Regions from separate parts of the Mus musculus genome. Here all the other regions are linked to region 3. The links are chromatin loops, found by intact Hi-C in ENCODE. Cell type or tissue: heart. All regions are shown on one strand. Each heading gives the region's core, and the rest is flanking DNA. Links, peaks and the distances in the headings are about the cores only. Region 1 overlaps Gm11515 (a long non-coding RNA gene). Region 2 overlaps Gm11515 (a long non-coding RNA gene). Region 3 holds the start of Dlx3 (distal-less homeobox 3).

The links. A loop is a pair of places that touch in the nucleus more often than their neighbours do. Peaks named below come from ENCODE experiments on the same cell type or tissue, not always from the same donor. Only the 100,000 strongest peaks of a DNase experiment are listed, where the experiment ranks them.
Region 1: it touches region 3 in a loop (5-fold over the local background); 36 of 42 quality-filtered maps call a loop at or near these places.
Region 2: a loop joins it to region 3, with 11 times the contacts of the local background. A loop is called at or near these places in 28 of 42 quality-filtered maps.

Annotation. Positions count from the first base shown.
Region 1 is chr11:95,227,479-95,237,525 of GRCm38, forward strand. The region is part of intron 1 of Gm11515 (a long non-coding RNA gene); the gene reads right to left. Among named protein-coding and RNA genes, the nearest start is that of Gm11515, 27 kb to the right of the region's middle. In heart, for the core only: a CTCF peak has its summit at 4,666; a DNase peak (open chromatin) is centred at 4,673; H3K4me3 peaks cover 673 bases; H3K27ac peaks cover 354 bases; H3K27me3 peaks cover 2,564 bases.
Region 2 is chr11:95,246,277-95,256,323 of GRCm38, forward strand. All of the region lies in intron 1 of Gm11515 (a long non-coding RNA gene), which reads right to left. Among named protein-coding and RNA genes, the nearest start is that of Gm11515, 8.7 kb to the right of the region's middle. In heart, for the core only: a CTCF peak has its summit at 5,246 (motif pointing left); DNase peaks (open chromatin) are centred at 4,105, 5,225 and 6,065; H3K4me3 peaks cover 442 bases; H3K27ac peaks cover 1,696 bases; H3K27me3 peaks cover 1,185 bases.
Region 3 is chr11:95,112,034-95,122,080 of GRCm38, forward strand. Dlx3 (distal-less homeobox 3) reads left to right here and starts at 8,084. Exons shown (of 3, transcript NM_010055.4): 1 at 8,084-8,613; 2 at 9,675-9,865. The coding sequence starts at 8,289. In heart, for the core only: CTCF peaks have their summits at 5,116 (motif pointing right), 5,317 and 6,667; DNase peaks (open chromatin) are centred at 5,218 and 6,638; H3K4me3 peaks cover 1,889 bases; H3K27ac peaks cover 655 bases; H3K27me3 peaks cover 4,564 bases.

The sequences.
Region 1 (10,047 bases), core at 615-8,614, 110 kb after region 3:
TCTTATCCTTTTTTGTTCTGAGCAGAGTCTTAAGCTGCCCAAACAGACCTTGAACCCCCAGTCCTCCCTCCAGGAGCTGGATAAGGGCTGTGCCCGGCCAGGCTTGCCGCTGGTACCCACTTGCTAACACTTCCTGTGGGTCCACTGAGCATTGTGTGCTGTGCCAGAGGCTATCCTCCCGGAAAGTGCTGAAATGACAAGCGCGAGCCTCCTGAGTGTTACCAGAGAATTCAAGGCCTCATGAGTGCTAGGTAAACACCCCCTGAGCTCACCAGACCCAGCCTTCAATAGTTTGTTTTCTGGGTTTTTCTTTGGTGTGTGTGGGGGTGTTGTTTGTTTGGTTTTGCTTTGGGGGTTTTTGCTTTTGGGTTTTTTTTTGTTTGTTTTGTTTGTTTGGTTTTTGGTTTTTCGAGGTTTCTGTGTCCTGGTGCTCCGTCTGTAGATCAGGCTGGCCTTGAACTCACAGAGCTCCACCTGCCTCTGCCTCCTGAGTGCTGAGATTAAAGACGTGTGCCACACTCAGCCTGAATGTGTATTTCTTTTAAAACAAACAAACAAAATAACACCCCTCCTCCCCCAAAACAGAAATCAGACAGTGGTGGCATGCACACACCTTCAATCTCAGCACTAGAAGCAATAGAGTTCACCAGCTTGGTTGGTCTACAGAGCAAGTTCCAAGACAGCCAGAACTACACGGAGAAACTTTGTCTTGAAAAACAAAAGACAAAACAAAACAAATTTATTCTATGTGTATGAATGTTTTGCCTACATGTATATATGTGTATCATGTGCATATATGTGTGTATCATGGTGCCCACAGAAGCCCAAAGAAAGTGTTAGACTCCCCCCCCCCTGAACTGGAGTTAGACATGGATATGACCAGGCCATGTGAGTGCTGGTAACTGAAGCCAGTCTTCAGCATAAGCAGGTGTTGTTAACCACTGAGCCGTCTCCGGCCGCTTTGAGTGTATTTCTAATAGTGATTTTCCTCAGGATGCCTTATCATAGACTGTGCGACAGGCCCCCTGACTGCCCCAGGAACACCACACAATGCAGCATGCTTCCAGTGTGGCTTTGCTTCAGGATGGGGACAGTGTTCTGGGGGCAAAGACCAGGAGCAAAACTGCAGCATCCTGGAGGAAACAGTTGGGTATTTATGGGAATGTACCCCGTTATGGGTACTAGCTGAGCAGCCACAGCCCTACTGGGCTGGGTAAACCCCAAAGGGTTAATGCTGACCCCCGATGACCTTTAATTCTGAGCTACCTGCTGAGTGTAGAGACAGGCACATACAAGTGATATCCACAGTTTTCAAACCTCATGCTGGGCAGGTGGTGGAGCCAGCTGGTGACAAAGGCCACTAAGGAAGAAGGGACAGCTGGGTTTTTTTTTTTTTCCCAAGTTCTGCCTGCCCCTCCCCCTCAGACATTTGCAGAAGCCACTGTCCCCTAATACCTGAGAGTAAGCTTTGGATGACTCTGAGAAGTGCTTCAAAATGTCCTGCCCGAGCTCAGAGGCCTTGTCTTTCTCAAACGCTGGGACCTGGGAGGCAGGAAGTGGCCCTGGTTCCACCACCCCTAGCTTTCAGAAAAGAAGCCCCGTGTTGATTATCCCGAGTTTCCTGGGTTCTTTCCAGAACATTCTCCCCTTTCTGCAAGAATTGTCCTCCAAGGAGAGGAATGATCACTTAATCCAAGCACATACAATACCAAGGCGTAGCAGTAAAGGATCTCCCTCAGGGCACAGCCAGCTGTCATTCAAAGGTGGGGACCCAGATCTGGGGGATCTGGGTTTGGGTCGGACCAGAGAAAGAACTTTCTAACCTTCCCGTCCTAGGGTTGGAGAGAAGACAGAGTGCCTCATCGGGAGGAAGCAAGGGATCAGATGTACACCCGCTGGCCCGGCTACACCATGCCAGCGAGGCAGAGCATGCAACATGGCGGTGTGAGACTCCAGGGGACTCTGTGGGAGGAAGCAAGGGATCAGATGTACACCCGCTGGCCGGGCTATACCATGCCAGCGAGGCAGAGCATGCAACATGGCGGTGTGAGACTCCAGGGGACTCTGTGGGAGGAAGCAAGGGATCAGATGTACACCCGCTGGCCCGGCTACACCATGCCAGCGAGGCAGAGCATGCAACATGGCGGTGTGAGACTCCAGGGGACTCTGTGTCCCAGTGGTACCTACGAGGGTAGAACATTAGTGTCCAGGATGCTTGCTGATGAGAGAGGCCAATGTGGACAGAGTACAGCCACACAACAGCAGGCTCGCAGTGGCCCCGTGTGAGAACTGGCTTTGTGCGTACAGACCCAGCTCAGGACTTAGGAGCTATCTGCTAAGATGAATAGGTTTGTCACACACACACACACACACACACACACACACACACACACTCTCTCTCTCTCTCTCTTTCTGCATACACACCTGCATTAGATCCCATTATAGATGGTTGGTTGGGACCATATGGTTGCTGGGAATTGAACTCAGAACCTCTGGAAGGCCAGCCAGTGTTCTTAGCTGAGCCATCTCTCCAGCCCTCAGTAAGTGCTTTTAACCACTGAGCCATCTTTCCAGCCCTTTAAATAAATACTGATTAAAAAAACATTTTATCTAAACTGGGTGGTGTTGGCTGAAATCTTTAATCCCAGCACTTGGGAGGCAGAGGCAGGCAGATCTCTGTGAGTTGCAGGACAGCCTGGTTTACAAAGTGAGTTCCAGGACAGCCAGGGCTACACAGAGAAACCCTGTCTCGAAAAACCAAAACCAAACAAAACCAAGCTTTCTGTGTATGGGTGTTTTGTCCACATGCATCTCTGTGCGCCATGTGAGCATAAGGGCAGTGTCCGTGGAGGGCAGGTTGAGTAAATGACCCTGTTGTTTGCTGCCCATAGTCCCAGATTCAGGGTCCCTGCTCTCTTCCTGTCCCTGGGGATTCTTCGCAGACCCTTTCCTGGGGCTGCGTTGAGTCCCCTGAGACTGGCATTATAGAAGGTGTGAGCCTCCATGTGGCTGCTGGAACTGAGCAGACATTAACTGGGAAAGCAGCCAGTGCTCCAACCACTGAACCATCTCTCCAGCCCCATTTAAAATTGTTGAAGCTGGGCTGGCGAGATGGCTCAGTGGATAAGAGCACTGACTGCTCTTCTGAAAGTCCTGAGTTCAAATCCCAGAAACCACATGGTGGCTCACAGTCACCTGTAATGAGATCTAATGCCTTCTTCTGGTGTGTCAGAAGATAGTTACAGTGTACTTATGTGGACCAGAGTGAACAGGGACTGAGCAAGCAGGGTTGACCGGAGTGAGCAGAGGTCCTAAAATTCAATTCCCAACAATCACATGAAGGCTCATGACCATCCGTACAGCTACAGTGTACTCACATACATAAAATAAATAAATCATTAAAAAAATAAAATAAGCTGGGCGTGATGGCGCACACCTTTAATCCCAGCACTCGGGAGGCAGAGGCAAGCAGATTTCTGAGTTCGAAGCCAGCCTGGTCTACACAGTGAGTTCCAGGACAGCCAGAGCTATACAGAGAAACCGTGCCTCAAAAAACCAAAAATAAAATAAAATAAAATTGTTGAGGCTGAATCTGTCTCCCTACCTTGCCCTGACTGTCCTGGCACTCACTCTGAAGCCCAAACAGGTCTTGGATTCATGAGTGTCCCACCCCAGCCCCTGAGTAACTGGGATTGCAGGCCTGAGCCACCAGGCTCAGCCCATAACTTCTTGAATGAAATCATCTCCGTCTTCTCCTCAGGCCCTGGGGAGCTGAACTCAAGGCCTACCACTGAGATACACCCTATGTCCCAAAATATTTTGTTAAAATATACATGTATATAATTTAGGGGTAGATGGGAGGAGCTGAGGCAGGTCAGGGAAGACCTTGCCTGACTCTTAAAGCAACAGGAAGGAAGCAATGACTTCTGGGACATTCTTCTTGTCTCATGGACAGGTGTGTGTGTGTGTGTGTGTGTGTGTGTGCCCGCGCGTGCCCGCCGGGTGTGTAGAGCTGCCTCCCAACCACTTCGGTCTATGGCTGCCAGGCTTTAAGCCTCCTTCTCCCCTTCTTTCATCACTGCCTCAGGAAAGGGTCTGTGCGGGACCTCCCCAGGGACAGAAGAACAGGAACCCTGCATCTGGGACTATGGGTTGCAAACAAATAGGGTCCTTCACCCAACCTGCCCTTAACTGCCTGGATATGCGCAGTTTCTTTTTAGGATTTGTTTTCTAAATGGGATTTCCTTAGACCGCCCTCGGAAGGGAGATCTATTTTTGGGAAAGAGCGGAGCAGGGCCTTGCCCAAGGCTGCATGGCCTCTTTTCCTTCTCCTTGGGACCCCATACAACCAGAGCAGGCATCTGAGACCCCCTTCCTGCCACCCGCCCCCAGCTGACTCAATTCCTAAGATCCTCTCCCTCTTCTGTAGATCTGAGGGAGGCCACTTGGCCTCTCCATGCCTCGGAGAGTCAGCTCACTAACAACAAAAGGATCAAATGAGATGTTTGTGAAAATACTTCGTAGGGGTGGCCGTTTCTCTTTCCCTAAATGCAAGCAGCCGCTGCGGGGTGGCAGCGCGGGAGGACTGGAAAAAGGTCGAAAGAAGGTGAGGATCAGCTGAGGGGGGCGATGGACCAACCGCAGCCATCGAGCGGCACCCAGAGGCCAGAGCGGAAACTGCATGCGGACTGCCAGGGGGCGGGGCGGCCAGGGGGCGGGGCCTGGAGGGCGGAGCCTAGCCCTCACCCGCATCTTCAGGTAAAGATGGCCAGGGCCAGCTAGGACAAGGCAGCCTGCCCCGAGATCCCAGAATTGAGCTAATCCCAGGCTATAAAGGACAGGGATGAAGTTCAGAGCGCCATCCAAAAAATAGAAAGCAAAGGCTGGAGAGTCTATTTGGCCCAGGCCCCTGCCTCCAATCTCCTTCATACAGGATGCATTGTGTCTTCTTGTGTTTGCTTTCTGTGAAAAATCTACCTGGAACAGAGTGTCCAGTCTCACCTCCACCCCGAGGTCACTTCCCCAGGTCGAACCCTCTCTAAGGAGCAACCCCACTGCAGACTGCCTCATATGTCTCTCCCTCTGCTCAGGCTGGGGGGAGGGAAACCACCCGCCTTAGTCACCCCAGATAATCACCTCTGGTCACTCACTGTCTGGCCTCTTCCTCCAAGTCACTCGGAGTATCTCTTAGACATTATCTCACCGTGCAGGCCTGGTGGGTGGGTGGGTGTCAGGGAGGGAGCAAGGGGGAATGCAGAGCCAGCTTTGAGCTGGAAGGGACTAACATATCTACTCGTCCTGCTTCCCAGTGTAAACTAAAAGATGACATCTGATCATAGGTGAGATAGAGGGCAGACAGCTGAAAGAACTTCTTAGGGGATTGTGATCGACTACAACTGGTGCCCACCGAACAGCATTTCTGAGCCAAGCGCTGTGAGGGCCTAACAGGAGGTCCATCCTTAGGAAGACATCATTCTTGTCTTATAGATGAGGAAATCAAGCTCAGTTGCCCAAGATAGGAGAGGGGAGGTGCTGAGATTCAAGCCTAGGGGTTCTAACTCCAGGGGATGCCTTCTAGTGAAGTAGTGGAACACTGAATCTGAGGCAAGAGCATACCTGGGTTGACCTCCTATATGACCCCTAAGGGCTAACTGGGTGACCTTCAGGTGTCTGTTGAAGCTACTGATATAGTCTACTCGAGCCTGACTAAGCCCCTCTCCCATCACCATGGAAGGCTTCCCTGTGAAGCCCTTCCCTGCTCAACCTCTGTTTCCCTGTTTGAGACAGCATCGGATGTAGTTCGAGGTAGCCTTATCCTTGCTATGTAGCCAAGGATACCCTGGAAGTCTTGATCTTCCTGCCTCTACCTCAAGACTGCTGGGAATGTACCACTATGGATACCTTACCCCAGCATCTCTGGTTTGTTTTGTTTTTTTGAGACAGGATTTCTCTGTGTATCCCTGGCTGTCCTGGAACTCACTTTGTAGACCAGGCTGGCCTTGAACTCAGAGATCTGCCTGCCTCTGCCTCCCAAGTGCTGGGATTAAAAGTGTGTGCCATCACTGCCTGGCTCTTCCCAAAATCATCTGTGACCTGAGAATTATGTCCTGTCTCATTCCCTGAACACACTGTCACACGCCACCCAGCAGTCTGACCCTACAAAGCCTGCAGGAAGGAGGGTACTGAAAGCATTCCACGCTGGGATCCGAGCATTTAATAGGGGTCATGAACTGCTGTGACCTGGGAAATTCCTCCTGCTGTCTGACCCAAATCCTTTCTCCAACAGAGTAGCTGGAGTTCTTCATGGAATGAGAGAGGCTGCCACAACCTGTGCCTTTGGTAGAGGTATGAGGGACAGTCCAGAGCTTTCACAGATAGCTTGATGGGACACTGGGTGCCACAGGGCCCTTCTCAGCCAGGATGGGAAAACAGATGTCCCATGTGTATCCTGGTCTGGAACTCAGTCATCATCCAGGGTTGTCCCTCACAACAGCTGTCAACGGGGACATGCCCAGGCTGCCTATCTGATGGGAGCCAGGCTTGCTCAGGTCCCTGGCCCCAAGAAATCCTCACCACCCAGCCCTTCTCCACTGCTGGCTTGCTGGTGTGGTTAGAACAGTACTGTTCAGCAAGTCTTCCAAGGGACCCTTGGGTTGCATGTAGGAGGAAGGCCGAGGAGGACAGTCTGAGCTGAAATGGTGGCAGAGCCTTGGGATCCATACCTCAGCCTTGAGGCAATGACTCTACAGGGTGGAGGGAGGTGCTCCAAGACCTCAGGAACCCAAGAGGTGGGGGTGGGTGGGGTGGGGGAAGATAGCTCTGTCCCAGGAAGAACTACTGGGATGGAGACCTCTTCTTCTCTCCCTCCTCCCATAAACACTGGATCATGGCAATAGAGGCTCACACACACACACACACACACACACACACACACACACACACACACACGTACTCTCTTGGGATGTAGACACCAGGCTTCCAGCAGAGGACAACAGTCCAGCTGTCCCCTTTCCAACCCTGCCATCCTGTCTTAAACCCACAATGCCAGAAAACTCTGTCACTAGCTACCCCTAGGACGTCCCCCTCAGCTGTGGGTCTGGTAGGAAGTCTCTGGTGTCTCTGTCCTGCTGCAGTTGTGCCTCCTTGTGAATCCCTGCCTCTGTGCAGAGCTTAGGGGTGCTGGACACTCAGTACTGTGTAATGAGAATCGTACAGGCTCTCTGGCAACTTCTCTTTTACTGACAGCATCCTTCCTGGGAGCTCTATGGGGAAACCTCACTCCTATGGGGGTTTCTCAGCTCTCTTGGCTACGCTGCCTGCAAATGGGGGTCCTGAACCGATCAAACCACGGGATGAATGGCAGGCAGGGTGCATAGGCTGGAATCTCCCAATCCTGGTCTCCATTTCCAGACTCTCCTCTTGTCTGGGTTCAGCTCACAGAGCTTTTGTGGGAATGGCCACCGTGTCAGGGTCACTAGAGCAGCGGCTCCTGGGGCAGACTGAAGATGCCACCCGCACAGATGCTTTGTATGGGTCAGTGATTCTAGCAGCAGCGATGCTGACCTCAGCAGAAGCTTACAGAAAATCCTGGCTCCAGGGGACCTAGAAACATACGCCTGGTATGGTGGTGCATGCTTGTACCTCCAGCACCCAGGAGACTGAAGCAGGAAGATAGACTGCAGGAGGTTCATCTGGGCCAGTTGCTGGAGGTGCACAGTGTGGAAGGTATCTTTGGGTATAACCTTGTTGATAGTTCTCTTTATATTAAAAAAAACAAAAAACTTTTTTTTTTTTTCAGTCAGGTTGCCTAGGCTACCCTCTATCTTCCTCAATAGATGAGGGTGACTTTGAACTTCTGATCCTCTTCCTTCCACATCCTGGCTGCTGGAGTCTCAGGTATATTCCACCACAGCCCGTTTGTGTGGTTCAAGGAAAGGAACCCAGGTCTGGGTGCAGGCTAGCAAATGCTCTATCAACTGAGTTATGTCCTCACCCTTAGCTCTCTGCATTGGCGTGTGTATGCCAAACCATGATATCACAGACATTATTGCTCTGAAGTGTTTATTTCTTTATCATATGTCACAAACATCTACAAAGCAGTTTCTATGCCCAGGCACCCTTCTGGCTACTTTCCAAATAACGCTATGAGGCAAGTGCTATTAGCCCCATTTCACAGGTGAGGAAACAGAGGCACAGGGATTCGGGGATGGGCCCAAGTCACACCCCTCATAAGTGGCAAAGCTTAGCCTTCAGCTTGGACTGACATCAAATCTGTTGGCACCAAAAGAGTCTAAGGTGCAAAAAAAACCGGTGATGGGTGTTTCTGCTAGTGGCTCGTGGGAGGCACAGTGTGTAAGGGATATCCCTAGAACTTTTCATGGGCCTCTTTCACTGGATAATTGTTAGTGACGATCCACTTAAAGGAAAAAGAAACATTTCCCAAGCCCCTAGGAAGTGCAACTCCCTTGCCCTGATCCAGTCTGTGCTGGCACTCGAAAGGGCAAGGTACATCGGTAGAATCCTCCGAGCGCTAACTGGAGTCCCCCCTCTACGTCCTCTGATGTCTCCACCCACTGCCTCCATTAGACTCCTCGCTGTCCCGTCTCTAGGAGCTGCACACTGGCAGAAACCACAGACCATATGCCTTAAGCTCAGCTTGTGGAGAGAGAGTTACTCAGAGCCTCTGTGCCCAGGCACTGGGCTGAAACAACTATCAGAGGGAAAACACGCGGGGGTTGGGGGGTGCAGAGACACACTCCTGCATGCCCATCGCTCAGAACGCTGAGGCAGGAGGATCGCCTCAGATACAAGGCCTGCCTGGGTTACCAAACCCCTTGGCTTCTACATCTTACATCTCTGCTCCTTCCAGGCTGGCCCTCACCAGCCCATCCCCCTAAGCCCTCTCATGCTCGCCCATGCTGCCAGTCCCCAGAGGACTCTCTCAAGCTGAATGTCTCTGGCTACATCCTCAGCCATACCCAGGCATCAGCAAGCAAGAAGACGCAAGTAGTCCACCAGGTCACATTGCTTTTTCAGACTTCTGTGTGGCTTCCTTCTGATCCATGTCCCTCTTACCCACCAGGGACCTGCCAACCCTAGCTAGAGTGACAGGAGGCAGCTGTGACATTAGAGCAGCATACAAGCAATGCAGGTCCCTGTGAGCTCAGGCCACAGGCCATGCCCTTACTTGAGGCAGGTTGCTTGTTTCTCAAGGAGGATGGGGGAGGTAGTGAGGAAGGGAGATGGAGGGGCATCTATGAGGCAGCAGGACTAGTCCAAACTCACACAGCACTGGTGTGTACCCAAGCATTGCTCTCAGCCCAGTGTCTAGGGAATCATGAACTCACTCCTCCAAGCCAACCTGAGAGGAAGACACTGCCTCTACCATCTTTGTACAGAAGGGAGAATGAAACACAGAGAGGTGTAGTAACTTTCCTAAGGTTACACAGTTGGATATCGAAGACAAGATTTAAATTCAGACTGTCTAGCTCTTTGATCTCCTCTCCCCGTGTAATTTTTCTGCTTAAAAGTTTCACACCTATGAGAATAAGCTGAGGCTTGCTCGTCCTTGAGACATCCAAGGTCTCCTCAAGCTGCCAGCTCCCCCACCGACAGCACTTCTCTGCCCTACTGGATACCTGACTATTTGAATCTTATCTCTATCAGCTGCCTAACTACATGATTTTTGGCTAAGTTACTCCATCTTCCTGAGCCTCAAGCTCCTCCTCGAGCCTCCAAACTGGAGGACTACTGATACCTACAATTAAGTAGACTTAATGAGATCACCCAGATGGAAAGCCTACTAGGCACCACCGACCTGCACACAGAAACAGCACAATACTGAGCAGAAAGAGAAGGAGAGAGATGTCTCAGGTGGCAACTTGGTGTTAGGTTGTTTAGTGGCCAGGTGGGGGAGGGGTCTCCTGCAAGAACTATCCTGGGGAGGAGCATGCTTCAGACTGAAAGGCTAGTCACCAGTAGGGCTCCTGTTGACATTTGAATTTTTGGGGTGGCTAGAACCAGATCAAAAGTCCCCCATACCTGTCT
Region 2 (10,047 bases), core at 969-8,968, 130 kb after region 3:
AGAGAGCTCCTCCTGCTCACAGTCGATCCTGCTCTCTCCTTTGAAGACAAGGAACGGGGGAGACTGTTGTGTTGCCATTAACAGAAGGGAAGGAACACAAATGGGTTAACGGGAGGTTTGAAACCATGGATACCAACTAAAGTGGCTGGGGAATTTGCGGAATACTTAGCGTGCACAAGCCTGGCTGGGTTCGATCCCCACGATCACATAAACTGAGCGCGGACGCATGCATTTGCAGTCCCAGCACTGGGAAGCCAAAAGGAAGAAAATCAGAAGTTCAGAATCATTCTTGGCTACCAGACAAGTTTGAGGCCGGTCTAGACTACAGGAGACCCTCCCTGTCTCAAGAGAAAAATCACACGCATGAGGTGGGCATTGGATACCAACTGGGGCACCTCTAAACTGCCAAGCAGAGGAGAAACTGAAGCGAGACCTAACCCAGGCCAGGCAGAAAAGGTGAAACCCACCTCACTGCAGCCTGCGAAACACACACACACACACACACTCATACAAACACACATACACACACTCATACAAACACACACACAAACTCACACAAATACACACAGACTCATACACACTCTTTTACACACACACACTCATACAAACACACACACATATACACACACTCATACACACTCTCATACAAACACACACACACTCATACACTCATACAAACACACACGTACATACACAAACTCACACAAATACACACACATACACATTCTTATACACACACACACTCACACAAATGCACACACACACATACACACTCTCATATAAACACACACACACAAATCCACACTAATGCAGAGGCTGTGGCAAGGGCACCACCCCTGGGCTTGAGGTGTTGGTGCCAGCTGGGTGGGCTGGCATGAGATGGGGAGAGGGCGGCGCGGAGAGCTAATCCCCCCAGCGTCTCCCAGACGCCCACAGAGACCAGGGTGAGCTCTTTGTCTGCTAGGGGAGACGACAGAGGGCGGCGGGCAGGCGGGCAGGCTGCCGGCTCCTCTTTCTCTCCCAGCCTCCGCCCCAGGGCAGGTAGAAGCCTGCCTTGTGGAGGATGGGTTTGGAAGGAGTGGGGGTGAGAGGATTAGAGGAGAGACAGAGGCTTCCAGCTAGTAGGGTTCCCTATCACAGACCCGTGGCCCTGTGGCTTTCGGGTGGGGGTCCCCGGAAGGGCAATGGGGCATGAACTTCAGCTGGGATCAGGCCTTGTGTGCAGTGGGAAGGCGTGGGTGGCTAGTAGGACACTGCCGTCCCATATCCAGTCATGTTCAGAGTCAACACTCACACACACACACACACACTCACACACACAGGTCTAAACCAACCAACAACCCATGTGTTTACAGTCTCACATAGAGGCAAACACACAGTGGTGCTGTTTAAAGCAGCTCATCTGGCCTCTGCCACCACACTCCCCAGGAGCCCCCAGAAGCACCACACTAGAGTCCCCACCATCATAACTATCCACATTGAGCAATGCCACAGTCACCTGGGGGTCACCACACACCCAGCAACATAGTCCTCCATAGCAACACGGCACCACGATGCCCAGGGGCCCAGAGAGGGTGCCCAGGAAACACCAGCACCTCCCACAGAGCCAGCATAGGCTGCACATTATGGCCTCTCTTTCTGTTGTCTGTATCTACCTGCCCCCAACCCTCCCACCAGTTGCAAATATGAACTTCAAACGCATCAGGGAGTCTCGTAGGAAAGAATGGAAAGGGGGCAGGGTGTAACTCAGTCAGTACAGTGCTTGCTTAATATGGACTGAGCCTCGGGTTTGATCCCCAGCACTGCATAAATGGGGTACATTGCCACATGCCCAGGGTCCTAGCAAACAGGAAGTGGGGCAGAAGACCATCCTAGGCTACATGAGACTCTCAAAATTAATAAATAGGGCCTGGGAAGATGGCTCAGTTAAGAGCACTTCCTGCTCTTCCAGAAGACCTGAGCTTGATTCCCAGCACCCAGGTTCAGTAGCTCCCAAACCTTGGTAACTCCAGCTCTGTAGGTTCTGATGCCCTCTTCTGGTCTCCTCAGGTAGTGCACTCATAAAATACACACACACACACACACACACACACACACACACACACACACAAATAAAATCTTTAAAAATAAGTAAAGGAAGAAGAAGGCTACCTCTCTCTAGGTCCCAAGCTCTATCGTCTGCCTACCTCTCCTGATGAAAGATGGGCCCTTGATGCTTTGGTCAGGACTAGATACAGAATAAGCCCTCCATGGGGAAAACCTAAGACAGACTGCATCTGAGCTGGAGGAACAGGTATCGGGTGCTGATGTTGCTTCCAGTGTCTTCAGGAGCCCTCAACTTCTAGGGACAGATTGGGACCATCAGAGTCAAGCTCAGTTGCCCCAGTTGACATGGGCATTTGTCATCACCTCCTGGTGTCAGAGAGAGGCCAGTTCACACTGGACCCTTCCCTCCCTGCCCCGAAGCCTGCCCGCCCTGCAGCCCAGGGGCCCAGCTGTGGCAAGGCCAGTCCCACTGTGGCCGGCGTCTCCAAGGATGAAAGATCTCTGGCTCCTTGAGAAACCAGGGCTAAATATACCCCTTGCCTGCTTTCTGGAGCCTAACTGGAACCAGCTGGGCAAGACTCACCCTTCCTCCTGCAGGACAGGCCTTGGGCCATGACTGGACAGACAGACAGACCATGCCATGCCTAATAGCCCCAGACCCAAGGAACTGAGTCTGGAAGTAGACCAGGAAGAAACTAATGTCTGGATGGATACCTTTCTTCCTCCAACACCATCAAAGACAGGGATGAGAGAGTAAATCATGTGAGACCAAGCCCAGCCCATGGCAATGAAACACTTGAGAGACTCAGTTTTCCTATCTGTAAAATAGGAATAAAATAATCCTGACCTCAGAATGTTGTCAACAGTGAATTAATATAGGTCAAAGGCTGGGACAGCATCTGGCACACAGTAAGTGCTCAATAAACTCTGGTCATAGGGACTGGGGAGATGGCTCAGAACGGAGAAGCTGGCTGTATAAACATGAGAACCTGAGTTTGGGTCTCCAACACCTACCCAAAAGTCTGGGTATGGCAGCATGCTCTGGTATTCTCAGGCTGGGAGGCTGGGGCAGTAGGATCTTGGGGGACAGTCTGAATCTCACTGAGTTCCAGGTTCAGTAAGAGACTCTGTCTGAAAAGTAAGGTGAGGCCGGGGAGCTAGCTCAGCAGATAAACATGTCAGCCTTGCAAGACCTGCAATCGGCCCCATGGGCCCAGTGTGAGAGGGGAAAACTGACGCTGGAAGCTGTCCCGTGATGTTCACACATAAGTGCACACACCTGCAATCAGACACCTGCCCCCCACACACATACATGCATGCACCTGCACTCAGACACCTACATCACACACACACACACACACACACACCTCACAGTAAAAGCCAACTTAAAAATATTTTTTAAAGGGTTACATGGAGCAGGCATGCTCATCTTTGATGCTAGTCTCAAGAGAGAGGTAGGTGTCTATATAATAAATTCCAGGCAAGCTGAGGTTACACAGTGAAACTCTGGTTGGTTGGTTTGTTGTTGTTTTCTTATTTTGTTTTATTTTGTTTTGTTTTTGGAAGGTAGAGATCAATAGAGGAAGATGTTGACCTATGGGCTCTGCATGGGTCCATCAATATGCACACCAGCACGCACACACACACACACACACACACACACACACATACATACACATGAATTAGTGATTGTTACTGTGACCACTCTGTGCCAACCCAAGGCCACAGTCCCGAAGATAATGGGTACCCAATCTTATTAGACTGGAAAACTGAGGCCAGGGTTAACCGTTTAGACCAGCAGTGTTGAAAGTAGAGGGATGGGCCAATATGGTGCAGATCGGTGAGGGGTCCATGGGCCAAGACACGCCTCCTCCGCCAGCTCTGCTCTGGCCACGTCTTGAGCTCCCTGGACCAGGACTCCGCCCACCTGTGGTCAGCGCTGTGGCTGGATCTCCCACGCCTCGTCTTACTTTAGCGGCTCCAGGCCGCTGCCCCAGGACAGCCCACTCTCAAGCCTAGTCCAGAGGCCTGAAATAGGAAGGAAGAGGGGCCTAAAAATAGCTGTAATTACAGAGGGACCCTGAATGGGGGATGGTGGCTACTCTCTGGCTCCTCCTGGGTACTGCCACAGCCTGTTCAGGGTACAGTTCAGGCCCAGGGTAGGACTCCAGCCTTGTCTTCTGTTCCCCAGTCCACAGGGCCTCCCAGTGGGACAGAGAGTGAGGGGTTGGGGGCAGGGTGAGGAGGGAACTGAGCCTGACTCCAGGGCTGTGGCAGCCAGGCCTCCTCTGCTTCCCATACACATCTGAAGGACACAGCACTCCTTACAGAGTGCTGCATAGCACACTGCCCTCACCTGTCCTGTCCTGATGCCTGCCTCCTCCAGGAAGCCTGCCTAGACACCTTTCCCCAGCTTGCCCATCACACCATCAGGGACTCCTAGAGAACAGTTGCCAGCTCCAGCTACAGAGATGGGCTGAGAGCAGCAGAAGTGCCAGCTGATACCCAGGTTCCTGAATTCTGCAGCATCCAGAACAGCATGATCACAGCCCATCTCGAGGCAGATTTGAAGGAAAGCCAACGTGCCCGTGGAAGGGGCAATGGCAGAGTCAGCATGTGAGAGATCTGATCAGGGAACCCTACACTCAGAAATCCCCAGGGACGCCGGGCGTGGTGGCACACGCCTTTAATCCCAGCACTCGGGAGGCAGAGGCAGGCGGATTTCTGAGTTCGAGGCCAGCCTGGTCTACAAAGTGAGTTCCAGGACAGCCAGGGCTACACAGAGAAACCCTGTCTCGAAAAACCAAAAAAAAAAAAAAAAAAAAAAAAAAAAGAAATCCCCAGGGCTTTGGAACCCACAAGGCTTAGATTTGAGTCCCTTCCACAAAACCGATACTGACTGTCCCACCTTCATTTCTCTGAGTTGTGTTCCTTTAGTAGATATGTGAGAAAGACCCCTCAGAGCTGGAGCTCTGTGGAATGAGTGTTCTTGATTTCTTGACAGGAGTCTCAAGAGAGTCAGCAGAGCCCTTGGCCCGGGAGCTGGGAGCTCATGTCTTCAGCTATATCCTGACCAGGTGTCAGAAGCTTCAAAGGGGCTGGGGCAGGGTGAGAAGCTAAGAATGGTGAGCCCTCCCGGGGTCGGGTGCTGGTGCGGCCGCAGTGACAGAACACATGATGCGCTGGTGCCATCTGGTGGCCACCAATGGCAATGACGGTCACCTAGATTGAGGGAGAAGGAGAGCTCTGAAAAGTAGAAGCCCAGAAAAGCAGGAAAGAGCGGGGAAAGGGAGGAGAGGAAAGGCAGAGGAGCTGGAAGCCCCAGCGAGAGGCAGATGCTGTGGAAGACAACAACAGTTCCCACCACGTCGCTGTGGGCCAGGCAAGCTGGAGCAATAGACCATGAATATTTTCCTGTGGAAAGGCTCCTAGAGGCCACAAAGGGCCCAGAGCATACAAGTGCGGGCTGATTCAGGTAAAACAAGGTATTCAAGGTGACCACCAGTCCTAGACTGGGTTTCATGTGTCTTCGGCTGCCTAGTCTTAGTCTCTCCAGGAGCCCCGGTCATCTTCCAGCCCTCAAAGGTTTGCTGTGGGCACCCCATGGATATGTGACATCAAAGGTCGCTAATACAAGAGCCTAGCACACACTGACTAGTCCAGGGGCACCCATGGCACGCACCTGGGTGGTGCAGTGTCTTGGGGCGGGGGGGCTTGTTTCATTCTGTTCCCGGCTTCCTCACTGGGGTGGGAGGTGGAAGGTGAACTTGTTTACCACTTCTGCTCCGGGCAGTGGAGATGAGCTCAGACTGGCCCTGTGCCTTCCATGGGCAGGGCCAGGCCTGAGTCATGGGGGTCAGATGACTGCTGAGGCTAAATGGGTCTTGTCCTGCAGCCCCCAGCAGCCACGGTGCACCCCGCCCTTTCAAAGCAGTCAGGCACCTCTGGGCCAAAGAGAGGGTGGGTGGAGAGGGTACAAGGTTCAAGCCATTGCTGGCTCCTCCTCTGGTCAGGGGACACCAGGGCAGTCAAAACTGCTCCATCTGTCTCCAGCCAGGCTTGTCCCCCTGAGTGTCCTTCACAGGACTGCTCTCAGTCCCCTGGGGGAAAACTAGCTTAAGCCAGCGCCATCCTGCAATGCCACCAAACGCCTGCAGTTACAGGCCGCAAACATACTTCTGACCTGAATGGAATCTGAGGGTGATGTGACTTTTCCCTGGATCTTATTCCATTATATTGTAAAGCAAAGAGGAGCTCCAAGTCTTCCAGGGGGCACATCCCAACTGACCTCTAGTTTCTGCTCCTGGGGCTACAGTGGACAAAACCTGAGAGAAGCCCTTAGCTCAGTCCCAAGGCAGGTGCAGGGGGCCACAGGGATCTTGAAGACCCAAGTCCTGGCTCCCGTGGGACGGCCTGAGTAATATGGTCAACCTCACTTACCACAGTCATTGTCTCAATGTGTTTTGCCTTTCAAAGCCTGCCCTGGCATCATGGGGTATTTGGTTCCTATTAAAAAAGACACTCTTCTGGGGCTGGAGAGATGGCTCAGTGGTTAAGAGCACAGGCTGTTCTTCCAGAGGACCCGAGTTCAATTCCCAGCATCCACATGGCAGCCTACAACCATCCATGACTCCAGTTCCAGAAGTCCTGACACCCTCTTCTGGTTTCAGTGGGCAGTATACACACATGGTATATAAAATATACGCACGTGCAGGTAACACATCAATACACATAAAATAAAAATACAAAGGAGTCTTCTTTAAGTAGTCTTTGTTTTCTAATTTTTTTTAAACTTTGAAAAAAAAAAGATTTCATGTACCCCAGGCTAGCCTCAAATTCACTATGTAGCCAAGGATGACCTTGAACTTTCCACCTCTACTTCCTGACTGCTAGGGCTGCAGATGGGCACCTCCAGGCCTGTTTTTTGTGCTACAAGGAATCAAAGCAAGGGCTTGATATTTGCTTAGGAAAATACTCTCCATCAACTGAGCACCCAAGCAACTGTCTGCTTTTGTTTGTTTGTTTGTTTGTTTGTCTTGTTTTGTTGGTTATTGTTACATACAGCCTGGCCTGGCCTCAAATTTATGTTTCTGAGTGCTTGGATTAACACTCATCTCTGAAAATAATTCCTTAAAGTGGGCATAATAGCACATGTCTTCAATCCCAGAACTTTGGAGGCAGAGGCAGGTGGATTTCTGTGAGTTTGAGGTCAGCTGGGTCTGTGTAGAAAGTTCCAGGACAGTCAGGACTATACATATGGAGACCCTGTCTCAAAAACAAACAAATAAATAACCTTTTTTGGTTTTGTTGTTGTTTTTGTTTTTTTCGAGACAGGGTTTCTCTGTGCAGTCCTGACTGTCCTGGAACTCACTCTGTAGACCAGGCTGGCCTGGCTGGCCTCGAGCTCAGAAATCTGCCTGCCTCTGCCTCCCAAGTGCTGGGATTACAGGCATGTGCCACCACCGCCTGGCATAAATAAACTCTGTTGGGTTTATAGGCATGTAACTCTTTGCTTCAGATTCTGTGGGAATCCCTGCCACCTTCCCTGACACCGAGAATCACAAGGTCCACCCCTCTGTTGGGCCAGAACATTTGCTAGGTTGTGTTTGTGGCCTTATGTCTGCTGTTTGGAAACATTTGGGCCTTGTTCCTCCACAAGCAGGGTTTTGGCACTAGATCAGAAAGGAGCCCCTCCCATGGTCCCTTCACCCCACTATGCAACCTATAGGGTTTGCACAGATCCAAACACCGAGGCAGCACTGGTCCAGGTCTTGTCACCAGACTCACAGGGTGGCCTGACCTAGGACAATCTCTCCACCCCTGGGCATGGTTGTCCTTTTCTGTACAAAGGTCTTCTGTCCTTGAGACTTCAGGATACAATATGGTAGTAGCAAAACTGGCCGGCTAAGGGAGACCCAGGGGAGACCAGGCTCAGGGTACTCACCCCTACCCTCTGCCCCTCAGCCCCGAGCTGGCACCAACTGCTTCCCACCACAGGCTTGGCAATGCCCACTTCCTCTTGGCCTCCCCCGAGCTTTGCTGATCCCCCACACTCCACCCCCGTCAGCCTCCTGCTTCAAGCCCTGACAGTGCCCCGGCACCCCCATCCGCTCCTCTGATCTTCTACCCTGGCAGCCCCTCTGCCCAGCTTGGCACCGCATCCTTTACCTTACTGCTGCCAAGAGCGGGCATCACCCACTCTCTATGCCCAGGCAACAGGGCTTGACTTTAGCCTCCTCAAATCTTCATGTCTCAACACTATCCTTGCCCACCAGCCCCTGGGCACTGGAGACTCACTGACTCCTGCAGAATTCAGCATGGTCATCCCCCTGCCTCAGGGCTAACTACCTCTCCAGCTGGTTAGTGAGGTAACTGACACTCCCTTAAGTCTCATCCCGCCCACCCCCCTGCTCGGTGCTGGGGATTGAACCCATGGCCTCAGGCATGCCAGGCAAGCAGCACTCGACCCCAGCCGCAGTTGAAACACTCCTCCAAGGTTCTCAGACTTCCACTGCGGTCTCTTTCCCAGAATTTACTCATTGCACAAGGCACACCGAAGTGTGCAAAACCAGAGCCACACCCCAGGTTAAAACACCAGAACTTGGGCTGGTGGAATGACTCTGCCTGTAGCCAACTGTAACAACCTGAGTTCAACCCCTGGGGTTCACGGGATGGAGGGAGAGAATGAACTCCCTCGGTTGTCCCCTGACCACACACATGGGCATGTCCCTACCTCATAAACAAAACACATAGACAAACAAACAACAAACAAATGCATGTAAAAATTTAAAGAACAAAAACCAACCCTTTACAGAGAGAAATGAAGGCACCCTGTGTCTCCCCCGGTCCCAGATCTGTCTCTTTCCTGCTCCCCTTCCCATACATCAACTGCTTCCCAGACTGAACCCCAATTCTGCAAAGTGTTTGACACTGTCCTGGCATCTGCATGTATCCGTTTATAAATGGACATGTTTTTCGTGTTACTAAGCGGATGGGATCACCTTATAGACAGCCTACTATATGCTTAGTCTTTTTTTTCCCTCCTAATTGCTGGATGTTCTCCAATCGACCCACTTCGCTGGGTTGTAGTACCCCACACTCTTCATCTCTAGTCTGTTCATTCACATTTCTCTGGGTGTTGTCCCCTGATCCCCATGCACATGTTCTTCACAGAGGTCAGAGGTCAGCCTCAGGCATCAGCTCTTGCCTTTCACCCCGTTTGAGGCAGGGGCATGCCAGGCTATCCATCTTCAAACCTCCCTCGTAAGTCTCCTGTCTACCCTTAGGACGGTGGGACTACAGACTCATGCTATCCCACGTGGCTTTTATGTGGGTTCTTGGGTTTTTGCTCAGGTCCTCACACTGAGCCATCTCCCCAGACATTTTGAGGGTTCTTGGTGTTCTCTAACAGCTCCAGCACCACCCTTGCTCCTTGAGCCCAGTGCCTCCTCCTGGGCAGTCCAGGCATCTCAGCGCCACACTGTCCAGAAGCGCACCCAGGCATCCTTACTCCTTGAGCCATATTTCCCCATCATCATCCCAGTGCCTCCCACTTCCTGTCCTCCAGACCTCAGACCCAGGACACCCTTGGCTGTCACTGAGCTCAGCCCACGTTTCTCTAGATCAGGACTGGCCTCACCCAGCCCCACCCCAGGTCATCCTGGGACTATTCCAGCGACTTATCCTGACCTCACCCCATACACATGAACATTCTCAGGACGAAACTCCACTACCCCTGCTGAAGAGCCATGGCCCAGGCAAGCCCCAGATCCTTGTTCGTGAACTTTTTTTTTTTTTTTTAAATGATGCTCAGCTGGGCAGAATAGAGCATACTCATAGTTGTAGCACTAGTGCGACAGAAACAGAAGGATTCAAAATTCAAGGCCAGCCTGGCCAGGCAGTGGTGGTGCACGCCTTTAATCCCAGCACTCAGGAGGCAGAGGCCAGCAGATTTCTGAGGCCAGCCTGGTCTACATGGTGAGTTCCAGGAAGGGCCAACCT
Region 3 (10,047 bases), core at 1,285-9,284:
GAATGACAGTTTCTATTACCCCACTCCCTCCTCCAGTATTTAGTATGGTTAGTACTTGGTGTTTTGGTTTTGTTTTATTTTTTTTAAGATTTATTTATTTATTTATTTAATGTATATGAGTAAACTGTAGCTGTACTGATGGCTGTGGACCTTCATGTGGTTGCTGGAAATGACGGTTGCTTGCTCTGGCCCAAAGATTTATTTATTATTATACATAAGTACACTGTAGCTGACTTCAGACGCACCAGAAGAGGGCGTCAGATCTCATTATGGTTGGATGGTTGTGAGCCACCATGTGGTTGCTGAAATTTGAACTCAGGAACTTCGGAAGAACAGTCAGTGCTCTTAACCGCTGAGCCATCTCTCCAGCCTAGTGCTTGGGTTTAATGGTTCTGACAGGTATAACCCCTCTAATTCTCCTCTTGCAGCCTCTGACCTCTGACCTCAGGCCTTCCGACCTATAACTTTTCCTCCTTTTGTCAGCCAGGTCACTCCACTCCTCCTTTCCCTCCCCACTCAACATGGATTCTTAAACAACCCCTGCCTCTCCCTGACTTTCAAGGCCAATCCCCTACCCACTGCAGCCAGGAGCCTAGCTCCCCCCACCCCAGAAAGTGCACCGGCACACTAAGGCATTTCCTGTGCACAGTCAGTTCTTTCTGGTCCCCTTGGCTGCAGATTCCCTTTAGACTTCCTGATCACTCTCCCTGTGCCTCGGGCTCCACCAGTTCTCTCTCGATAGCTTCACTTTACCCTCACACCACATATGTACTGAGGGGAAAGACCCAAACAGCTTGAACAATCCCTGTAACCCTAAGATGTTCTGAACATACGGAAATGCTCAAGGGTTGGCTTAGCAAATACCCACATGGTCAGTTTCCACGTAACCTTTGGCCAAACCAGAAGGCCTACCTGCCTTGGCCCCAGAGTAAGTTAAGATTTCCTGCCCTAGCCGGCAATCCCAGTGTTCCGGGGGTGCGGGGGGGGGGGGGCAGTTGGTGATTTCTATGGGGGGTGGGGCAGTTGGTGATTTCTATATCACCCTGAGCTGCACAGCAAGACCCTGTCTCAAAGGAGGAGGAGGAAGAGGAGGAGGAGGAGGAGGAGGACAAAGACAGGGCTCAAATCTTGAATTCACCATTTACGTGTCCTCTCTGCCCCTCTGTCAAAAGGCAGAAACAAGGGCACCCATGCCAGGACTCCTAGCGATTAGTGAGTGAACTCTAGTTTGTTGAGCAGAGCAAGAGCTGCCTCTTATCATTCAATCTTCCTTCCTGACTCAACACGAGTGATCACCTCTTTGGTGGGGTTCCAGATTCTTCCCGCCCACCCGCCTACCTCCTCAGGGAGGGCACCGGTTCCAACCAACATCAAAACAGGCTTGCTCCCATTTCAAACACTCACACTCCTGCTCCCAGCATGCCAGTATCCCTGTCTTCAGCCCTCTTTGCCCTCTCCAGCCCCCACGACCTTCTGAGCTGCCTGCACTTGCCCTGGGCTTCCCTCCCTCCCACTCTCCCCTCAGCCTTGGCCCCCATCCCCAGCTCCTCCCACATCTCCAACCGACTCCAGGACTCCAAGGAGATGGCATCCTCCTGTTGACCCAACTAGGCCACATAGCTACCTTTGAGCTCACTGGCCACACCCTCCTCTTTGAAGTTCTCCTTCAGAGCTACCACCACCACCACCACCACCACCACCACCACCACCACTCAGGGCCCTTTGTACTGCCTCTCACCCCTGACCACTCTCAGTTGCCATTTTCCTTGTTGCTGTACACTCTTCTTCCCTCCAAGACGTTCATCTATGCCAGAGACTCTACTGCAGCAAAATGCCAGACTCCAAGTTTTCCTTCCTAACCCTTCCTTCCTTTCTTCCTTCCTTCCTTCTTTCCTTCCTTCCTTCCTTCCTCCCCCCCTCCTTCCTCTTCCTCTTCTTTTTCTTCCTTTTCCATTGTTGTTGAGACATGGCCTCTCTATGCAGTACTGGAACTCATTATGGACTAGGCTGACCTTGAACTCACAGACATCCACCTGCCTATAACTTCCAAGCACTGGGACTAAAGGCATGCCCCACTACCCCATGCCTGGTTGCTGATTGATTTTTCAGAGCCATGTGACATGTTGCCGACCGACGGCTGCTGGACAGACCTCCCTAGGTGTCTCAATGATGCTCAGACTCCACTTAAGAGAACTAACTGCTTGGCAGGATCCTCCACCGTCACCCATACACATGCCACATTCCGCCCTCCGGCACGAAACACACGTGCACCGAAAGACAGGTGCAAGAAGACGCCTCTCAGCGAGACTTAGGATCACCTCAGACTGGAAGCTACCCAAATTCCCGTCAACTGTAGAGCAGATAAATGCACGGTGATGTAGTCTATGACAAGAGGCTTGCACACAATGTGCCAATATACTCCACATCATGCATGTATCTTACGATACAGTGTTGAGTTAAAAAAAAAAATACCAGGCGGAGCTAGGAGAGCTAGTAGCTCAGTGGTACAGCATGCATTCAACATCCATGCGGCCATCCCAGTGCTGCCAAGGAAGAGAATGAGGAGGAGGAGGAGGAGGAGGAGGAGGAGGAGGAGGAGGAGGAGGAGGAGGAGGAGGAGGGAGAAGAGGGAGAGGAGAGAGAGTAGGAGGAAGAGGGAGAGGAGGAGGAGGAGGAGGAGGGAGAAGAGGGAGAGGAGAGAGAGTAGGAGGAAGAGGGAGAGGAGGAGGAGGAGGAGGGAGAAGAGGGAGAGGAGAGAGAGTAGGAGGAAGAGGAAGAGGAGGAGGGGGAGGAGGAGGAGGGAGAGGAGGAAGAGGCAGAGGAGGAAGAGGAGGGAGAGGAGGAGGAAAAGGAAGAGGAGGAGGAGGAGGAGGAGGAGGAGACAGAGTCAAAGACAAAAGAGTATATACTGTATACTTTCATTTACCTAAAAGCTAAAAAAGAGTTGGGATGATGGCTCAGCTGCTAAGAACACACTTGCTCTTGCGGAGGACCTGGGCTCAGTTCCCGGCACCCACATGTTGGCTCACAACTCTTAACTCATAACTCCAACCCAGGGCATCCAATGACCTTTTTTGACCTCCCTGGGTCTCAGGCACACATGCAGGCAAAAATGCTCAGATACCTAAGGTAAAGGAAGTGAGTCTTAAAAACCAAACATATGCCGGGCAGTGGTGGCGCACGTCTTTAATCCCAGCACTTGGAAGGCAGAGGCAGGCGGTTTTGTGAGTTCGAGGCCAGCCAGGGCTACACAGAGAAACCCTGGCTCAAAAAAACCAAACCAACCAACCAAACAACAACAAAAAAACAAACATAGGACAATCTGATCCGTTTGTTCAGTTGACATTGATCAAGATGGTGTTTGCCCGCATGACTTCTGGGCGCTGGGGGTGTGGCTTTGTTCGGTCTGGGTGCTGAGTGTACAACTCTGGCTCATGCAGTCTTGTGGGTCAGGATAAGCACTTGTCTGCAGGTGCACACGCTTGCAGCAAACTGGCTGCATCCTCTTCCCAGCCATGCAGCCCCTCTTTCTGGGGTTTGTGTGTTCATAGAATGTGTCCACCTTCCCCTCATCTGTCCACATCAGAAGACTGTAGACCATTTCCCCGTTCCTCTCTCCCCACCATTCACACCGTGCATCTCCAAACCCCGTGACCCGGCAGCCGCCATCTTTCATTCTTTCTGCCCCACTGCCTTTTAGCCCAGACCACACTTTCTTCTGGCTTGAACCAGTGCCGAGGTCTCTAGCCTTCAGTCTTGGCAATTGTTTGTTCACAGAACAGCCAGGGGTGCTTCTAGAATGAAAATCCCACCCTGTTCTTTCATGATTAAAACTTTAAAAAAAAAAGAATTATTTATTTATTTTATGTATATGAGTACACTAATGTACCTGTCTTCAGACACACCAGAAGAGGGCATCGGATCCCATTACAGATGGTTGTGAATCACCATGTGGTTGCTGGGAATTGAAATCAGGACCCCGGGAAGAGCAGTCAGTGCTCTTAACCACTAAATTATCTCTCCAACCCGGTTAAAACTTTTTTCTTTTCTTTTCTTTTCTTTTCTTTTCTTTTCTTTTCTTTTCTTTTCTTTTCTTTTCTTTTCTTTTCTTTCTTTCTTTCTTTCTTTCTTTCCTTCCTTCCTTCCTTCCTTCTTTCTTTCCTTCTTTCCTTCCTTCCTTCTTTCTTTCTTTCTTTATTTTTATTTATTTATTTTTTTGAGATAGGGTTTCTCTGTGTAGCTCTGGCTGGCCTCGAACTCACTATGTAGTCCAGGCTGGTCTTGAACTCAGAAATCTGCCTGCCTCTGTCTCCCAAGTGCTGGGATTAAAGGTGTGCATTAAAACTTTAATGGTTCTCTGCAGCCTATGAGTACAGTTCATGGTCCTGCTATTCCACTTCCAGGACTGATTTCTGAGCCCCTTGCCTCACTTTTAGGGCCTCCCTACCACTGACACCCCCATACTAAGCTCTAGGCAGCTCCACAAGACTTTGCACAGCCTTTTCCAGCAACCAAGAACCACTCTTTGCCAACAGCCCTGGTTTTTTTTAATTAGGTATTTTCCTCATTTACATTTCCAATGCTATCCCAAAAGTCCCCCATACACTCCCCCTGACTCCCCTACCCACCCAACAGCCCTGTTTTTATAGACCAAACGCCACACTTCCTGCAGGTCTTGCTTCAGATGCCCTCTGGCCTATGAAAGGTCTGGCCTCTACCATGGCAGCACATACAACCCCCACCCCATCACCCACCACACCATAGTGAAACCAGTCCTCAGAGTGCCCACGTCCCATGATGGAAGTTGGGCCCCATGAAGAGGACATTATGGCTGTCTTGAAGATCAGCTCATCAGCACCCAAGACATGGACACACCACAGAGGCTCTACCAACACTGTGCCTGAATGAGACTCTGGAAAGATATGTGTAAACTGCTCTTTTAACTTGAAAGCAGAAAAACCAAAAAGAGAAGTCACTGACCAAACATAGATGGGAGAACAGAGAAGGAGCTGGAAACCAAAGAGTTATGGGGACCATTAAACTGTTTGCTACAAGAGGCTGATTTCCAGCCTTCCGGAGAGTCAGACATGACCTTCTTATGGCCACTAGATGGCGCCAGTTCCCCAGGCAAGGAAGAAAGCAAGCCTGCCTACACTCCTGGTTCCATTCTTTTCCTGAGCGTCATCCCTCTGCTGGTTCCTTATGAACAGTGCCCACTCGGCCTGACACCTTGTCTCCAAGGACCAGGGCCATCAGCAGGCACCTCTTCTCCGTGCAACAGACCTTGACCTGGACACCAACCAGCGTCCTTCACTCTTGCCAGCCTCCTAGAGGTCACCAGCTGCCTTGCTTCACCCCTCCTTCAGGAGCAGGACTCTGGCTAGCTGACACTTGCTCATCTTGCTGGACCAGATGAGGTCCAGTGGGTGACACCAGTCCTGCTGCATCTTCTGGCTGCCTCTCCACCCAGCTCTCACCCAGCTGTTGGTGGAAGGGAGCTTCCTGCTGGTCGTAGGGACCCTTCAGGAACAACTCTGAACTCATTTCCATTGAGAATGAGTCCTGTGCCTGCTTCAGGCCTTCCATCAACTGTGCCTCAGCCTCAGCCTGGCCTCTGGGTCAAGGGAATTCAGGTCCTCTTATTTAGTCACTCAACAAACATTTCCCAAAGACTATCTTAGGTATCTGAAGGATTATGGTGAATGGGGTAGGCAGTCTCCAGCACACTGTGCAACAAAGTGTTAGTCACACAAACAATTTTTAAATAATTCTTCCCCCACCCCCTTCTCCGAGACAGGGTTTCTTTGTGTAACCTTAGCTATCCTAGAACTAGCTCTGTAGACCAGGTTGGCCTCGAACACACAGACATCCACTTCCCTTTGCCTCCCGAGTACTAGTGTTAAAGGCATACGCTGCCATGCCCGGCCTTAAATGTTTCTTTACGTTACTGTTGTGATTTCAGTCCGCTTCTAGAGCACAACAGACCTTGGAAATTACCCTAAAATAACTCACTATTACCCCAAGGCTCCTGTGCTCAACCCAGCCAGGCCCAGGTAGGGTGAGGAGAGACTGGGGCGTCTCCGAATCACCTGCTACTCCAAATGAATGAATGAACGAACTCCCGAGACAGGGTTTGCCCGACGCTGTCCCTTCCCTGTGGGCAGCTGGGGGCTCCAAAACAGGCCCTCCCCGCCGCCCCCGCTTGCATCCTGGGAGGGGAACCGGCAGCCCAATGCCCTTCCTGCCCCCAACGCCCCGGGCTCCTTGGGCGCCCTCTTGGCAGAAGAACAGAGGGCATCCAGAGCGGGTGGCAACTCGTCCCGCCACGAGCTCGCAGCGGCGGGCGATAGGAGCTGGGGGGACGCTCAGATAGACAGACAGATAGCGTTCCCCTCTCCCGCCCCCGCCCCCACCTTTCCCACGCGGCGGCCTCCTGGGGCGGCCCAGGCCAGGCGGTCACCTACTCCTGTCACTGCTCCCCGACCTAGGTCCTCTGCCCAGCCAACTCTACGTTTTTCCAGGTTCAGCATCCTGTGTCTGAGTTTAACATCGAAACATTTGACTGCGGCCCCTAAACAATCTAAGCAGAATGAGACCCCTTTCCTGTCTGCCTGCTTACCTCCTCCTTAATGCAGCCTTAAGGCAAGTTGCAGAACTCCGGAAAACCACGAGGTGGTGCGCTGGCACTGTGTCCTGGCTAGGCAAAGGCAGGGGAAATAGAAGGTTCGAGGTGTGTAGGGAAGGCCTGGGGATGGAGGGGGAAATAAGAATTAAAATTGGGAGAAGCCTCCTTCCTCCAAGGATAGGTTTGGGAGCAGAAGTGGAGATGCAATAGAGAAATGAGATTGGCACCCAGAACAGTAAATATTACCCGGGAACTGGACTTTGAGAGCCAGACAAGACTAGGGGGGTTGGAGATTGCTCCAAGGTGAGAAACATCTTCATTGGGGCCTCCATGGACAGAAGAAATTGAGTGAAGTACATGGCTCCTGTCTATTGGAGATAGATGGATCTGAGCATGTATCTATGCACATTTGGGCATACCCAGCTCACAGGTCGGTCATTCAGGACCCTACACTTCCACTGCCTCACACTACATACAGAGACACACTCTCATGCACACAGGTTCTCACGGGCACTCTTGCACACACTGTATTTTGTGTATTTTGCGGAAGATGTAACATAGATCTTTCACCCCTAACAAAGTCTGTGCTCCTAAGAGCTGTCCCAGACTGAGTGGACCCTGCCTCCAGACTTCCTGAAGAACACAGAAAGCCAGCCTCATAGGGACTGACTGCCTCGTGGCTCTTCCATTCATGAAAGGGCACACATATAGCTGGGGGTACCTCTGTCTTCTAAAGCAGCCCCTAAATCCATACAGCCTTGCTCCAGTAGGGACTTGCAGGCCCAAGGTGTTCTTGCTTGGTGAGACTCTTCCTTCAGAATTTAAAATTTTATATTTCACATCTGCAGTGTCATTAAGATAACATATTAAGCCAGGGCCATACGGAGAAACCCTGTCTCGAAAAAAAACAACAAAAAACAAAACAAAACAAAACAAAAATATAATATATTTATATAGTCCAACCTTTTTTTCCAATTTTAAAAGTGATCAAAATATTTTCATGGACCCTGGGTCTTTGCCACTTTCTGTCTGTCATTTGCATAGACCACACATACATCATTAAGGACCACCTCCTTCCACAAACACCCAATGGGTAAATTCCCCTCCTTCCTCATCTCACCTAAGCCCACCCCTGGCCACTAAAACAGACCGATTAGTAGATCCTGGGGGCTCCGCACAGCCAACCCCTCCGCACATTTGGGGGATTTATCGGAGGTAGAGCATAGGAGGAACACAGTGGCGCTGGGGGGAGTGTGTGTGTGTGTGTGTGTGTGTGTGTGTGTGTGTGTGTGTGTATTAGGGGTAACAACAAAGAGGGTTGAGAGGGTTGGGGGAGCCAGTGAGAAAGCGCGAGCGTGTTTTGCCTCGAAGGCAAGACTTGCAGCCAATCAGCGCGCAGGAGCCTCCCTCGGCGACTCCAACATTGAGTCTATAACCGGCTGGCCGGGCGGAGCTGGCAGCATTTGACTGTGGCTTGGGACGCGGAGAGAGGCACGCAGCGACTGACCGACAGCCGGCGATGGTCTAAGCGCCCCTCGGCCACCCCCTCCCCCAGACGCGACCGCGTCCTGCCCTCGCCCTCTGGACACACACCCCCACCTGGGCTCCTCCGCCCGTTCGGCGCTCCTCGGAGGAGGCCCGGGGTGTTGCGGCGCTCGCCAGCATGAGCGGCTCCTTCGATCGCAAGCTCAGCAGCATCCTCACCGACATCTCCAGCTCGCTCAGCTGCCATGCGGGCTCCAAGGACTCGCCCACCCTGCCCGAATCTACAGTCACTGACCTGGGCTATTACAGCGCTCCTCAGCATGACTACTACTCGGGCCAGCCCTACGGCCAGACGGTGAACCCCTACACCTACCACCACCAGTTCAATCTCAATGGGCTCGCAGGCACCGGCGCTTACTCGCCCAAGTCGGAATATACCTACGGGGGATCCTATAGGCAGTACGGAGCGTACCGGGAGCAGCCTTTGCCTGCCCAGGACCCAGGTGAGGATGCCCGGGTTGTGGAGAGGGTGCGAGGGACTCTAAGGTTCCCAAGCAAGAGGAAGTCTGGGAATAGGAGCTGAAATCTAGGGAAACTCGAGGTTAAGAAATGGAAGCGTTGGAGATTAGAGGAGACCGGGTTAGATGACCTCCAGAGGGGTGAACGACACTCCGAAGAGGCGCGCACTGTGCGCCGCGGTCTCTTGGAGATTCCAGGGCAGCTGGAGCCACCGGGAGCTCCTTCTGAGTGATCATGGGGGCCTTCAATGCTGCCATCCCGCTGGCACTTGAGCCGGAGACGAAAGACGGTCGCCGAGAGCTGGAGGGGAGTCAGCGAGGACTGGAGGTTCCAGGGCCCTTCTTTTGGATGCCGTCAGGGGAAACCCGGAGTAGTGAAAGGCTTGTGGAGAAAGACCCAAAGAAGTCCCAGAAATGGAGGAGAGACTGGGAAGTAGAGATGCGGAGAGAGAAGTGGGGACGGCGAGAAAGAAATGTGGGGGGGGCGGTAAGATAAAGCGCACAGCAGAAAGCAACAGAGGAAATGAAGAAAGGGCGGGGAGGAAAGAAAGAAAAAGGAGGAAAGAAGAGGGAAGGAAGAAAAAGAAAACAGAGAGAAAGGGAAAAGAGACAGAGAAAACGCTTGTACTGTCCTTGCAAATTTTTTCCTGAAACAAATGATCCTGAACTAGAAAGCGTATTAAAAGGAGATGGGGAGGAGGGGGGACAAGAAGTGGGAGACGCCACCGCGGCTAGGTGGGTCACCAGAGAAGAGTGGCTGAGCCGGGAAGGCGTCGTGAGCGAGCCGCGCGGTCCTCGCCCAGTCGGTTGCTGGCGCCGGAGTCGGCGCTCCGAGGCCCCGGGTGCCGAGCTGGGAGCGCCGCGTCGTGGGCGGCCGCCGGTCCGGCTGGGTCGCTGCGGTTCCTCCCCGGGCGCGGGCGGCACTACGCTCCTCCAAGAAGTCCCGGGGAGATCAGTGGGCCGGAGGGTGCGGCGTCCGACGGTGGGAAATCTTGGAGAACGCGGTGGTCGCAGGCTGAGACTAAACTGGTGTTTTTCCCCTACAGTGTCGGTGAAAGAGGAGCCGGAAGCCGAGGTTCGCATGGTGAACGGCAAGCCCAAAAAGGTCCGAAAGCCGCGAACGATCTACTCCAGCTATCAGCTGGCTGCCCTGCAGCGCCGTTTCCAGAAAGCCCAGTATCTGGCCTTGCCTGAGCGCGCCGAGCTAGCTGCACAGCTGGGCCTCACACAAACACAGGTTGGTACTGAACGCTCCAGGGTCTCAGGAGGGATCTGGGATTCCCTAGGTACCCCTGAGCCTGGCTGGCCCATGAAGCACCCCTTTGCCCTGCCCCTGCCCGGCAGCTCGCTGCAGGAACTCTTGCCTGCCCTTCCAGTGACTTGAGTCTCAGCTTTCAGAGAAAGGGTTACAGTAGGGAG